3 separate regions of the Homo sapiens genome follow, and regions 1 and 2 are each linked to region 3. A link is a contact called in ENCODE Hi-C data. All regions are on one chromosome and are shown on one strand. The core of a region is the stretch at or near the end of the contact, and the rest is flanking DNA. Distances in the headings are between cores, read along the strand shown.

The links. Hi-C counts contacts between places; a loop is a spot of excess contacts on that map. Pooled maps may share reads with other maps.
Region 1: a loop to region 3 is called in a pooled map, with 23 times the contacts of the local background. The contact joins the enhancer-like site here to the promoter of NEIL3 in region 3. A Hi-C loop is called at or near these places in 2 of 50 pooled maps.
Region 2: a pooled map shows a loop between it and region 3 (8-fold over the local background). The contact joins the promoter of WDR17 here to the promoter of NEIL3 in region 3. A Hi-C loop is called at or near these places in 4 of 50 pooled maps.

What each region holds. Positions count from the first base shown.
Region 1 is chr4:176,012,207-176,016,290 of GRCh38, reverse strand. It overlaps the pseudogene MARK2P4. Among named protein-coding and RNA genes, the nearest start is that of WDR17, 52 kb to the left of the region's middle. Within about 2 kb of position 2,655, at least 2 of the 41 ENCODE cell types and tissues checked have a DNase peak (open chromatin) inside an H3K27ac peak, as active enhancers do.
Region 2 is chr4:176,063,487-176,067,360 of GRCh38, reverse strand. WDR17 (WD repeat domain 17) reads right to left here and starts at 1,520. Exons shown (of 29, transcript NM_181265.4): 1 at 1,282-1,520. RefSeq lists a silencer at 1,265-1,644.
Region 3 is chr4:177,308,268-177,312,373 of GRCh38, reverse strand. It overlaps NEIL3 (nei like DNA glycosylase 3), which reads right to left and starts at 2,500. Exons shown (of 10, transcript NM_018248.3): 1 at 2,265-2,500. The coding sequence starts at 2,420. RefSeq lists an enhancer at 2,330-2,419 and a silencer at 2,500-2,619.

The DNA.
Region 1 (4,084 bases), core at 1,406-3,905, 1.3 Mb after region 3:
AGAAGATTTTTAGAGCAATGAAACTATTCTGCATACTATGATGGTGGGTACAAGTCATTTATGCACTTGTCCAAACCCATAGACCATGTAACACCAAGAGTGAACCACAGTGTAAGCCATGGACTTTGGAAGATAATGATGTGTCAATGTAGGTTCATTGATTGTAACTAATGAACTGTTTTTATGGGGAATGTTGATAGTGGAGGAGCCTATGCATGTGTTGGGTAGGGGGATATGGAAACTCTCCATATCTTCCATTCGGTTTTGCTGAGAACCTAAACTACTATTTTAAATAGTCTATAAAGTGCAAGAAAGAAAGAGACAGAGAGAGAGGAGAAAGAGAAGGAAAGAAAGAAGTAAAAGAAAGAAAGAAAGAAAGAAGAAAAAAGAAAAAAGAAAAAGAGAAACTTGCTTTCTCAACTGACAGTTGCAACCTCTACATTTGAAAATACTGACATGAACAAAATGAATCATCTATCTCATGGAAGGGAGGAATTTTCTCCAAAGAAAGGCAAAGCTTTAAATAAGAAATGAGAGTATGATGGAAGCTATCTTCCCCTCAGCTTTAAAAATCCTAATAATGTATACCTAAGTATATCTGATTGTGTCCTATGCAATGGAACATTTTTGTATAGTATCATGATGTCAGCTAAGTTGTGACGTCATTTTGAGACCAACCATTCAGAGTTTTTAAAAAAGAAATTATAAATTTTAGGCTGGGCACAGTGGCTCATGCTTGTAATCCCAACACTGGGAGGCCAAGGTGGGCAGATCACCTGAGGTTAGGAGTTTGAGACCAGCCTGACCAACATGGTGAAACCCCGTCTCTACCAAGAATACAAAATTAGCCGGGCATGTTGGGGCATGCCTGTAATCCCAGGCTACTCAGGAAGCTGAGAGAGGAGAATTGCTTGAACCCAGGAAGCAGAGGTTGCAGTGAGCTGAGATCACACTATTGCCCTCCAGCCTGGGCAACAAGAGCAAAACTCCGTCTCAAAAAAAAAAAAAAGAAAGAAAGAAAGAAAGAAAGAAAGAAATTATATATTTTAAATGTAGATACTATGAGCTCTTTAAAAGCCAAAGTTTATTGTAAGTTCCAAACTAGGAATGAAAAAGTCACTGAAACACTCTGCAGGTTTTAAATTCTAACGAGGTAAATATTGATCAATATAACTCAGATTAAAAGCTTTTTAGGAACACCTCAACCCCCCTCTTAAGAGAAATGTGTTCCAAAACCAAAATGTAAGAAAACCACTCTGGATTATCCTTACCAGTGATAGTTCATTTCTTGCTATAACCTGCATAAGGAGCTATTTTTATGAAATTCTAAGAACCTACAACTTCTGGGTCTAAACTTTGGTGCTTCCAGCTCAGGAAGCTGGTTTTCCATGACCTGAGAGACTTTGACCAAAGTTAACTTTTTATCTCTTTGGCTTTTTTTCTCTTTTGCTTGTTTTAAATTTTTCTTCTATACTGTTTTTTTCTGTTCCTCATTTTTTATTATTTTCTTACTTTCTTTTTTCTCACTGCCCTTTTTCATTTTTATTTTTCTCATTTTTATTATTCAGTCTTTTTCTCATTTTTCTTTTCTTAATTTCTCTCATTTTTTTGTTTAGTTATTGTTAATTTCTGGTACTTTTTATTTTTGTTTGGTGTTGTGTTTTGATTCCTCTCAATGACCAGTTCATTGGGTAGACTCTGGGCCTGAGTTTCTGTTGATGCGATTTGGACCAAGCTTCTCACCAGCTTTTCCCAATTGTAAGCTGACTTTGTGACAACTTGCCTATAAGCCCAACATGCTGCAGTGCCTCTCAGCCATCTCTATTCAGGAAGAGACCCATAATGGCAACGACTGGCTCCTTAGTCGACTGGCTCCATCAGTGGGGGTAACTTCACCAAGGTGAAATTGGTGTGGCACATTTTCACTGGGAAAGAGGTGGCTGCAAAGACCATCAGTAAGACTCAGCAGAACTCCCCCAGCCTCCTGTGACTGTTCCAGAAAAACCAAATCAAGAAGGCCTTGAATCAACCCACCATAGTGAAATTATCTGAAGTGATTGACATTAAGAAAATCCTCTACAGTATTGTGGAGTATGTTGGTGGAGGAGGGGGTGTTCCATTACCTGGTGGCTGATGGCAGCATGAAAGAGAAAAAAGCACAAGGCGAATTTTGCCATGAAGTGCCTATTGTGCAGTGTTACCACCAGAGGTGTATGGTCCTTAGAGACCTGTGGGCAGAACATCTGCACAGCTGACATTGTAGGCTAGCTTCACAACAAATTCACCTTTGGCAACAAGCTAGCTGCCCTCTGTGGCAGCCCTCTTTATATTGCCCCACAGCTCTTCCAGGGCCCAAAGTACAACAGCTGCTAGTGAATGAGTAAAGACTGGCAGTTATCCTCTATCGGCTGCTCAGTGTGCCCCTGCTGCCTTGTGATAGACAGAACTTCAAGGAGTTGCCAGAGTAGATATTGAGAAGAATATCTGGTATTTCTTGCTATATGCCCATGGAGTGTGAAAACCTGCTCAAGAAATTTCTTGTCCTCAACTCTCGCAGGAGAGGCACTTTAGAGGAAATCATGAAGCATCCGTGGATGAACATGGACCACGAGGAGGAACTGAAATCTAAACTCTTACATTGACCACTTCCTGCTTTTAAGAATCCCTGACAGACTGAGATAATGCCCATGGCTTATACGTGCGAAGAGATTCAGAGCTTGTTAATGGGTCAGAATTATGCCAAAGCAATGACCATCCATCTGCTCCTGGGCTACGAGAGATCTGAGATGGAGCACTACCCCATTATCCTCAAGCCTCGGCTTCAGCTCATCCCACCAACAGCTGTACTCCTTCCTCACTTGCAAGGTATAGCATGAGATCTCTGCCACCTCAAAGCGGCAGAGTTTCAATGAGCCTGCCATTCCCACCTTTAATTCTCACTCTAAGAATAGCAAAGACATGGAAGCAGCCTAGATGCTCATCAGTGGTGAATAGGTTAAATAAAATGTGCTACATATACACTAGAATACTATGCAGCCGCAAAAAATGAAATCATGTCCTTTACAGCAACATGGATACAGCTGGAGGCCATTATACTAGGCAAATTAATGCAGGAACAGAAGACCAAGTATCACATGTTGTCACTTGTAAGTGAGAGCTAAGCATTGGGTACACATGGACATAAAGATGGGTATAGTAGACAGGTACTAGACGGGAAAGGGCTGAAAAAAAATATATATATTATATATTTATATGTATAATGTTTATATATATAGTAGACATATATTAGAGGCAAAAGGGCTGAAAGCCATCTATTGGGTACTGTGCTCACTACCTGGACAACAGGATCATTCATAGCCCAGACCTCAGCATCACACAATATACCGGTGTAACACGCCTGCACATGTACTCCTGAATCTAAAATAAAAGTTGAATTTATTTAAAAAGTCCCCTTATGACCCCTTCTGTGGGGCACTGAACCACTTGTGATCTGCTGCTACCCAATCCATGAATCACTGAATATTCACATGAACTCATTAAATTTTTTCAAAAATGTAGTCAGAGTGCCACAAGAATTCAGTGGTCCGGGCAGAACCAGGAGTCAGAGTGGAAGGCCAGTGGCTCTGTGAAAGTGCCTGCTGGTCACCTAATCTGCCTAGAGGTGAAGACCACCTCCTTACAGCATAGCCCTCCAGTATGGCCCTGTGGCCTCCCTCTCTACCCACAATGCTGGCAGCATTGGTGGAGCCCAAGTTGAAACTGATTTCCTCCAGGGTCTCTCCTCCAGATGAAAATCCCTTCACTCTGGGCAGTTCGGAAAGGTGCACAACCAGCAAAATATGCTTGAGGATGAGACCCCCAGCCTCTTCTGATAACAGCCAGACCCTGCAGTGGGGCACTGGGAGGTTCCTCACCATTGATCTGCAGATATGTATGTTTCCAGTTGGCCAGAAACATAACAGCATAAAGCTGAAAGCAGTGCATATCAGACATAAAAAGATGGGCAGCAGAGGCAGGAGAGGCAGTGATAAAATCAAGAAAGAATGTCAGGAGTTCAAGCTGTGCTCCCTGGTTTTACCTGGAG
Region 2 (3,874 bases), core at 271-2,770, 1.2 Mb after region 3:
ACTCTAAAGCTACCATTTGTAACATTAATCTCCAAACAATCCAGTAAAGGATGTTTCCCAAAATATTAACGAATTGACAACTTTTCAAAAGCACTTAATAACTATATTTAATTTTAGATGATAGGAGGGGAAAGGTTCTCAGACCACCTATCTCAGACGTCTGCCTTCAAAACAGTTAGATATAACTATATCCATTTTCTTGAACACTTAGGCCAGTGAGGCAGAATCTCAAAAGGATGTAAGAGTGCTTTCTCCACAGAGTTTGTTTCACCACCCGCCCAGCATCAGCTCCTGGCAAGCAGGGTAATGATAAGGCATAAATCTACAAATAAATTAATGCTTAAACTCTTGTGGAGTTCAAATTTATAAATTCTCATAAATTCATTGTCATTTATTTTCTAATTTTTACAACGCAGAAATGTTATTAGAGTGCTAAGAACGGCAACTATAATCTCACATTGTTGGGCTTTGGCCGTTTCGTATCCTTTTACAACGAACTTGTGTTTTTTTGATAGTTTTCTCTAAAGGGTATTTATGAAAGATTCAGAAATGTAGTATCTCTCTTCAAACCCTTGTTAAATATATATAGTATATATGTATATATTAATATGCAAAATAATTTATTTTTGATGCATGGTCGGACTTTTCATTACTTTTCATTCGAATCAATTGCTTTTAATTAATATATTTAAAAAGTCTCCTTAAATTGTTTGTTCCTTTCAATCTTTGCAAGCAAAACAAGTCTGATTTTGGAGAGGGGAGGACAGCAAAGATTCTATTTTACGATCTACTTAATAAATAGTATACCTGCCTTATATCCAATACCGTCTTTTTTCTGGAACGCATTTCCTTTTTACTCAAACCTTTCTTAGTACAACCCTACTAATAAGTCCATCTTCAAAGGGGTAAATGATCTATACAGAAGTGTCTGGCCGGCGGAGGGATGAGAACAGCAACCTAGGCTCTAGACATATACTTAATAGCCATAAAAATAAAACAATGTCCCTCGAAATGTCCACAGTTTACACTGCAATGGTAGTTTAGATACATAAATATTCGCTGCTTGCTGTGCCTTGTAAGAATCAGGTGTGTGGCTCTAAAACTCAGTTGATTATCTCATCAGGCACCATGGTGTGCAAAGCCCTGCAGGACGTACATTACCCTGGTCCGCGATCACAGGGAGGTCAGAGCCCCTCTCGCATGACGCCGCGACAGTTCCAGCATCACCCACATCAATCCTGAGCTTGCCTTGGTATCTCTGCGGCCCCACCGGCTTCTTACCTGGAGGAGGAGGCGGCTGCAGCGGCGGACAGCGGAAGGTGCTGAAGCCGGCGGGCGCAGCTGCGAGGCGAGCACCACCAACGCGCGGACCCTCCCCGCCCTCCCCGCCTGCTCGCTCAGGGCGCCCGGGGGCGGGGCGGCCGGGCCCGCGGGCTCCGAGGGGCGGGAAGCGTGCTCCGCAAGCCCCAGCGCGGAGCCACGATGGAAGGCGCCGCGAGCCCGATCTCCAGGGTCTGCCCCAGAGGCCCACGTGACAGCTACACAGGTCGCTGATTGGAGCGCCCGAGAGGGGGAGGCGGAAGTGGCTCGTGACCCTTGGAGACTAGGCTGAGGGAGAAGTGGTTACCTGGCAACAGAGAAAGTGTGTTGAAGGCGCAGCTCCTCCGTACTGGAGCGAGGCTTTGGGCAGAGGGTTTGCACTGAGGCTGAAAGTGGAGGAAAACGGTGAACCATCAGCGTTCTCACCACCTAACACATTTTATAGCGAGTCTGCACTTTCTAGGAAAATGAGTCAAATATACAGTAAGTCAGTCATCCTGTCTCTTTCTTGAGGGACCTGGAGGAGGGACTTGAACCAGTGCCTGGAATGTGAGTGCAGAATGCTGTCTCGCCTGCACTTCATTATTGTCTGATTGGGCCCAAGAAGGTCTGTGGGAGAGCTCAATGGATAAGATTATTTGTTTATATTAATCGAGTTGTATGTGGTTAATGTATCTGCCTTCACAAAACTGACATTTTCCCTGTGGGATCTGGTTGAATGGAAGTGCTGGATGTTGTCATTCCTACTGGATTCTTCACATCTCTGAAATATCTTCACTACCTGTGGCCTTTATCCAACACACTAGAGAGAATAAGCCTCGACGTACTCGAAACAAAGTGTATTTAATGACATCTATCGAGAATTAATTATACTCCACTCTAAATAGTTAATAAATGAATGGTCGACCTCAACCAGAGAAAGTCCCTGGGCCTAATTCTTACCTTCCTATGCAGTAGATTTTAATGCTCCTTTTTTCCAAAATATTCTCTGCAGAGACGAGTACCTACCACAGCACTCAATATTCTATATTGTAAATTAAAATTAACTTAAATGTTGGATTTCCATATAAAGAATAAACTTGTTAAAGCTAAAATCAGTTCTTACAACTCCGTCCCCTATATTCTAACAAAGTATCTGATGAATAGCAGGTCTTCAATTAATTCTTGATGGATAGATGGATAAAGAAAGAAAGAAATTAGCACATAATCTACCAGAGAAAGTATAAGGGCAATAACTAAATATAACTCAATGTGTTAAGTACTAAAATAGGGTTACATAAAAGTGCTATGAGATGATTTCAGATGAGGGAGGCAGAACTTTTTCTTCCAAGGTATTCAGAGAAGCTTTCAATATGATTAGTATTTGAGCAGGGACTTATAAATAGGTAGAATTTCACCTGATAAAAAGGGGAAAGTGTATACTATGCAGCAGGAGCAGCATTGCCAAAAGCATAAAGTGGGAAAAAATAAACGATTGATGTAAATAAATTTGATGTTTTTGCCTTCTCCGGAGTTGGGGATGTGAATCCAAAGATAAGAAGGAAGATGGAAATTGGCAAAAGACTGTACTAGAAAAATAAGAAAACTTGATTGGGAAAGATGCAGAATTCTATATATGGGTTAGGCTTTAACCTCTAAACCAAAGGAAGAGATTGAAGTTTATAAAATCAGTGCTTTTTCATCAAGAAAGACACCTTGGAAACATTGGAGATACATGGGATGCAGGAAGATGAAGAACATGGTCTGTTAGGAGAAAAATTCAGTAGTTCATGGGAAAAGATGCTGATGACCTGAGTTAAGACAATGAAAATAAGAATAGCGAAGAGGGAAAATCACAAGAAACATTTCTGTGAAAACAGACTATAGTTTTCATTTATGACTGATATTTGCTAGGTATAGTGCTGAATAGTCAATGGTGTACATGAAGAGAAAATGCTGAAGATACAACGTCTAGCTTAGTCCATCGGTTGGACGGAAAAAATCTTTTATGTTTATTTTGCTCATAATGGCTCCAGCTCTCCAGTTAAGAAACAAAAAACCGGCCGGGCGCGGTGTTTCACTCCCGTAATCCCAGCACTTTGGAAGGCCGAGGTGGGCGGATCACCTGAAGTCAGGAGTTTGACGGCAGCGTGGTGGTGAAACCCCGTTCCTACTAAAATACAAGATGAGCTGGGCGTGGTGGCGGGCACCTGTACTTCCAGGTCCTCGGCAGGCTGAGGCAGGAGAATGGCGTGAACCCAGAAGGCGGAGATTGCGCCACTGCACTTTAGCCTGGGTGACAAGAGTGAGACTCCGTCTCAAAAAAAAAAAAGAAAAAAAAGAAAAAGGAAAAAGAAAGAAACATAAAATTGAATGAGACAACTGAAATTATCTAGTTGTGCACTCATAATTTAAAGATGAAGGTGTTTAAATCTCCAGTCATATTAGCAGCAGATTTTGATAGAGTGATCCCGGTCTCCCAGTTCAGGACTCTTATTCCTTTACCAGAATTTAGTTCATTCCTTTTGAACAGATTTAAATAATCACAACTATAGTTAGATTAGATCTAGAGGAA
Region 3 (4,106 bases), core at 1,251-3,750:
TATGCTAAAAAAGCAATAAAGATCCTACTGAATCTTTTATGGCTGAGAGGAGCTATGGCATGGTTAAGAGGGTAGGCTTTGGAGTTTTAAAGAAAAATCAAACCCTGGTTTAGCCCCTTACTAGACATGTGATCTTGGGCAAATTTACTTAAAGTCACTCTGAGCCTCATATGCCTCATCTGTAGAATCAGGTTAATCCTTTATCATAGGGTTATCCTTTTTCATGACTGAATGAAATGTAAAAGCATCTCATGCCATACCATCAGAGATAATCACAACAAAACTTAAAAGGAAATGTTTAAGCTATTTTTCCTAAATACCAATGAGGTGATATTTATTTAAAACATTAGGTTGGACTCTCACAGCAGAAAGCATATCCTACTCATCTTCGTATCCGCAGGAGCTAGCATAAAACCTAACACAAAATACGTTGTGGTTGAATGATGTAAATGATGATATCCCTAAGTATATTCATGTCATATCCATTGCTTAGCCCTCCCATCATAGTGATTCTCTTGTCTTCATCTCCACCACCAGCACTTGACCCCAAATTTGTCACCTGGATTTCTGCAGTCGACTCCTAAATGAGAGGGCAGTGTCTACTCTGGCTTTCTTTCAGTCTTTTTCCTGTTCCAATCCCTGAGCTGCATGGCTTCTACTCACCCTGCACACCTCAGCTTTTTTTTTTTTTTTTTTTTTGAGACAGAGTTTCGCTCTTGTTGCCCAGGCTGGGGTGCAATAACGCGACCTCAGCTCACTGCAACCTCCACCTCCTGGATTCAAGCGATTCTCCTGCCTCAGCCTCCTGAGTAGCTGGGATTACAGGCATGCACCAGCATGCCTGACTAATTTTTTATTTTTGTAGGGATGGAATTTCTCCATATTGGTCAGGCTGGTGTTGAACTCCCAACCTCAGGCGATCTGCCCACCTCAGCATCCCAAAGTGCTGGGATTACAGGCATGAGCCACTGCACCCGGCCCACACCTCAGCTTTGCTACTTCCCTGGGGAAGCCTTCCCAGGTCTTCCTACAAGTCCTTAAAGAATCGTGTATCTCTCCTTCACAGAACTTATTAATTTATATTTCTTTAGGTGATTATTTAATGAATGTCTTTGTGTCTTCCCAACTGAAGTATAGGCTCCAAAAGAGGAAGTATTTGTTTTTGCTCCCCAGGTGTCTTGAGTATTCAAAATTTTATTGAATGAGTAATTTTCATAAATATTAATATTCTTAAGAAACCATCTAAAATCCATCTCTGTGGTACCCTGAAACGATTTTAGAAACACTATAACAATAATAAAAAAAAATAGGTACAGAGTACTTACTGGCATATCAAGTCAAAATAAACAAAAGGGCAATTGGAAGGAGATGTAAAACTTATTTTTTCCCAAGTTTGAAAATATATTTTCTTAGACTTAGAACCTCATTTCTTTCAAGTTGTAAGCATATGCTAATTTCATAGCAGGCAACTTTTTCTTCCAGGACCAAAGGCTATAAGAAGCTTTGCAGAAGAAATTGAAATACAGTGCAATATTGCATGTAGGCATGAAATACAATCATCCATACATCTAGAGGGCTTTTAAAACATGATGCCTTAATCAGAATATTTTTAGTACAAGTTCTGGCCAAATGAATACCACATCGTCTGCAATGAATGCCTGAGTGGCAAGAAGCTGTGCTAGTTTACTTTAAAAAGAAATAAATTCACTTAAGGGAACCAGAACTGGGTTTCATTGCCCCTTAATTAGATGGCAATATGAAGTTGAGTGAGAAGTTAGTGCTAAATTTTCTACGTGTAGTTTTAGAATTATATACTAGTTGTGATATACTTACCAATTGCAGATTAGCCAAGCAAGAAAGTAGAATTTTATGCTAAAAGCTTAAAATGGGACGAAGAAAACATATCAGAGGTAGCAGAGATTTGATAATATCAATAGTAAAAAATGCAGCTGTAGACATGGGAAACCATGTGTGTATCATAAAGAAGTTAAGTAAGGTGACTCGGATAAAACACCTTCACTGGATTCCCCTAGGGCATCTTGCTCCGGCAGCGTGAGCCCAGAACGCTAGCCCTCCTCTCCTGCGCAGGCGCGCTAGGACCGACTTCTCCCTACAGTAAAGTGACGATAAACTCTGTGAAAGGTGGGACCCCAGGAAACCTGGGCCAGAGCAAAGAGATGACACTTTAAATCCTGGAACCCTGATGGGGTCTTTATTCCATTTCCCCCCTGCTGACTGCATGGCCTGTTACAGGAGTAGCTCACCTGCGGGGAGACCACAACCGTGGAGGCTGCGAGCCGCAAGGCGCGGCCCTGCAGACTCCGCAGAGCGCTTCCCCGCACGCCGGTCACCGCCTGGCCCGGGAGCACCCGCGCGCGAATCTTCTCTCCATTCAGAGTACAGCCTGGTCCTTCCACCATCTCTGTGGCCGGCACTGTGGCCCACCGATTGCAGGGCCTGGTGAGAATACCGCTGTGCAACTCAACGCTGCGCGGGCACTGACCGCACGCAGAGGAAATTCAAATCTCGCGCGCGTCTGGCCCCGCCCAGGCCCCGCCCAAACAGCACCCTAGCTGTTGAGGTCGCTCCCTACGGCGCATGCGCTGTGGTTCACCCCCGCCCTAGGTCTTGCTGTGGGTTTATTAAGAAAACGCAAACGCGCGTGGGGCGGGGGGCGTGGAGGACAACTAACTAGGCTGAACTGTAAAAGCAGAAGAAATTGGGACTTGGAAAGCTCTGAATGTATTTTCTTTGCGTTAAAGTTTTGCCCTTGTCTTTGAGCTACTTAGTATACACACATTTTCTGATCTGGTCCTCTTAATCTGTCCTTGTCTGTGACAGGACAGATATGTCACAGACAATCTTGTTTTTGGCTCTGTTTTTGGCATGCTATATTCGGACGTGGGTGGGATAAGAGAAACGAAGAAGAGGGTTTTTGGAACAAACAGCAGAATATATTCTAGTGTCTATATTTAAAAACTCCATTATTAGATAGTTAAGTGAGCCCTACCTAAGTGCATGCATCCATTTTGTAAGGGGACGCCCCAAGATGAAAGCTATATGAAATTGCTTTGTTAAACGTAGAGGTTTATATAAATTTGAGGGTAATGCGTAGCTTTTCAAATTTACCCACAACCCTAACCAAAGATGCATGCATACATATAAATCTATGAAGTTTATGACTCCATATAGTTTTGTAAATTATAAAGTGTATTCTTTTTTGAAAACTGAAATACTACACATTAAAACAGAATGTCAATTTCTAAGTGATTTCATAAGCATAGCACTGTGCTGCCGTTAAACCACAAGAGCATATACACAGGTGGTTGCTGACTTAGGATGCCCCAGCGTAACAGTGTTTTGACTGTATGATGGTGCAAAAGTGACACACAGTAGAAACTGTACTTTGAGTACTCATATAGCCATTCTGTTTTTCATTTTCAGTACAGTAGTCAATAAATTATTCAACACTTTATTATAAAATATGCTTTGTGTTAGGTGATTTTTCCCAACTGTAGGCTAATGTAAGTGTTCTGAACACATTTAAGGAGGGCCTCGTGAAGCTATGATGTTTGGTAGGTTAGATATATTAAAGGCATTTTCGACTTACTGTATTTTCAGTTTACAACGGGTTTATCAGGACATAACCCCATCGTAAGTTGAGGAGCATCTGTATACTAGAGAGTTGAATTTGAATATACTGAAGACTTGATTGAAATTTTGAAAAGTATTAAATCTTTCCTTTGCAGGGAGAGATTAGTGATCAAAAGTTGGCTGGATCAATTTCAGGACTATTTGTACTTTACTCCCTTGTTCAATTCAATAATCTCTGTCCTTTGATGGAGAAAAGTCCTATATACCTTCTCCTCTTTCAGCGTTGTACTAGTTATTTATTGTTACCTCATCAATTATCCCATTTGTTATTTCAAAGTTTCTGTGGGTCAGGAATTTGGCAATAGTCTAGCTAGCCAGAGTCATCCTGGCTCAGCATTTCTCAAGAGGTTACAGTTAAAATATTAGCCAAGGCTAAAGTGCCCCAAAGGCTTTTTGTAGCTAAAAGATCCACTTCCGAGATGAGTCACTTGCATGGCTGTTGGCAGGAGGCC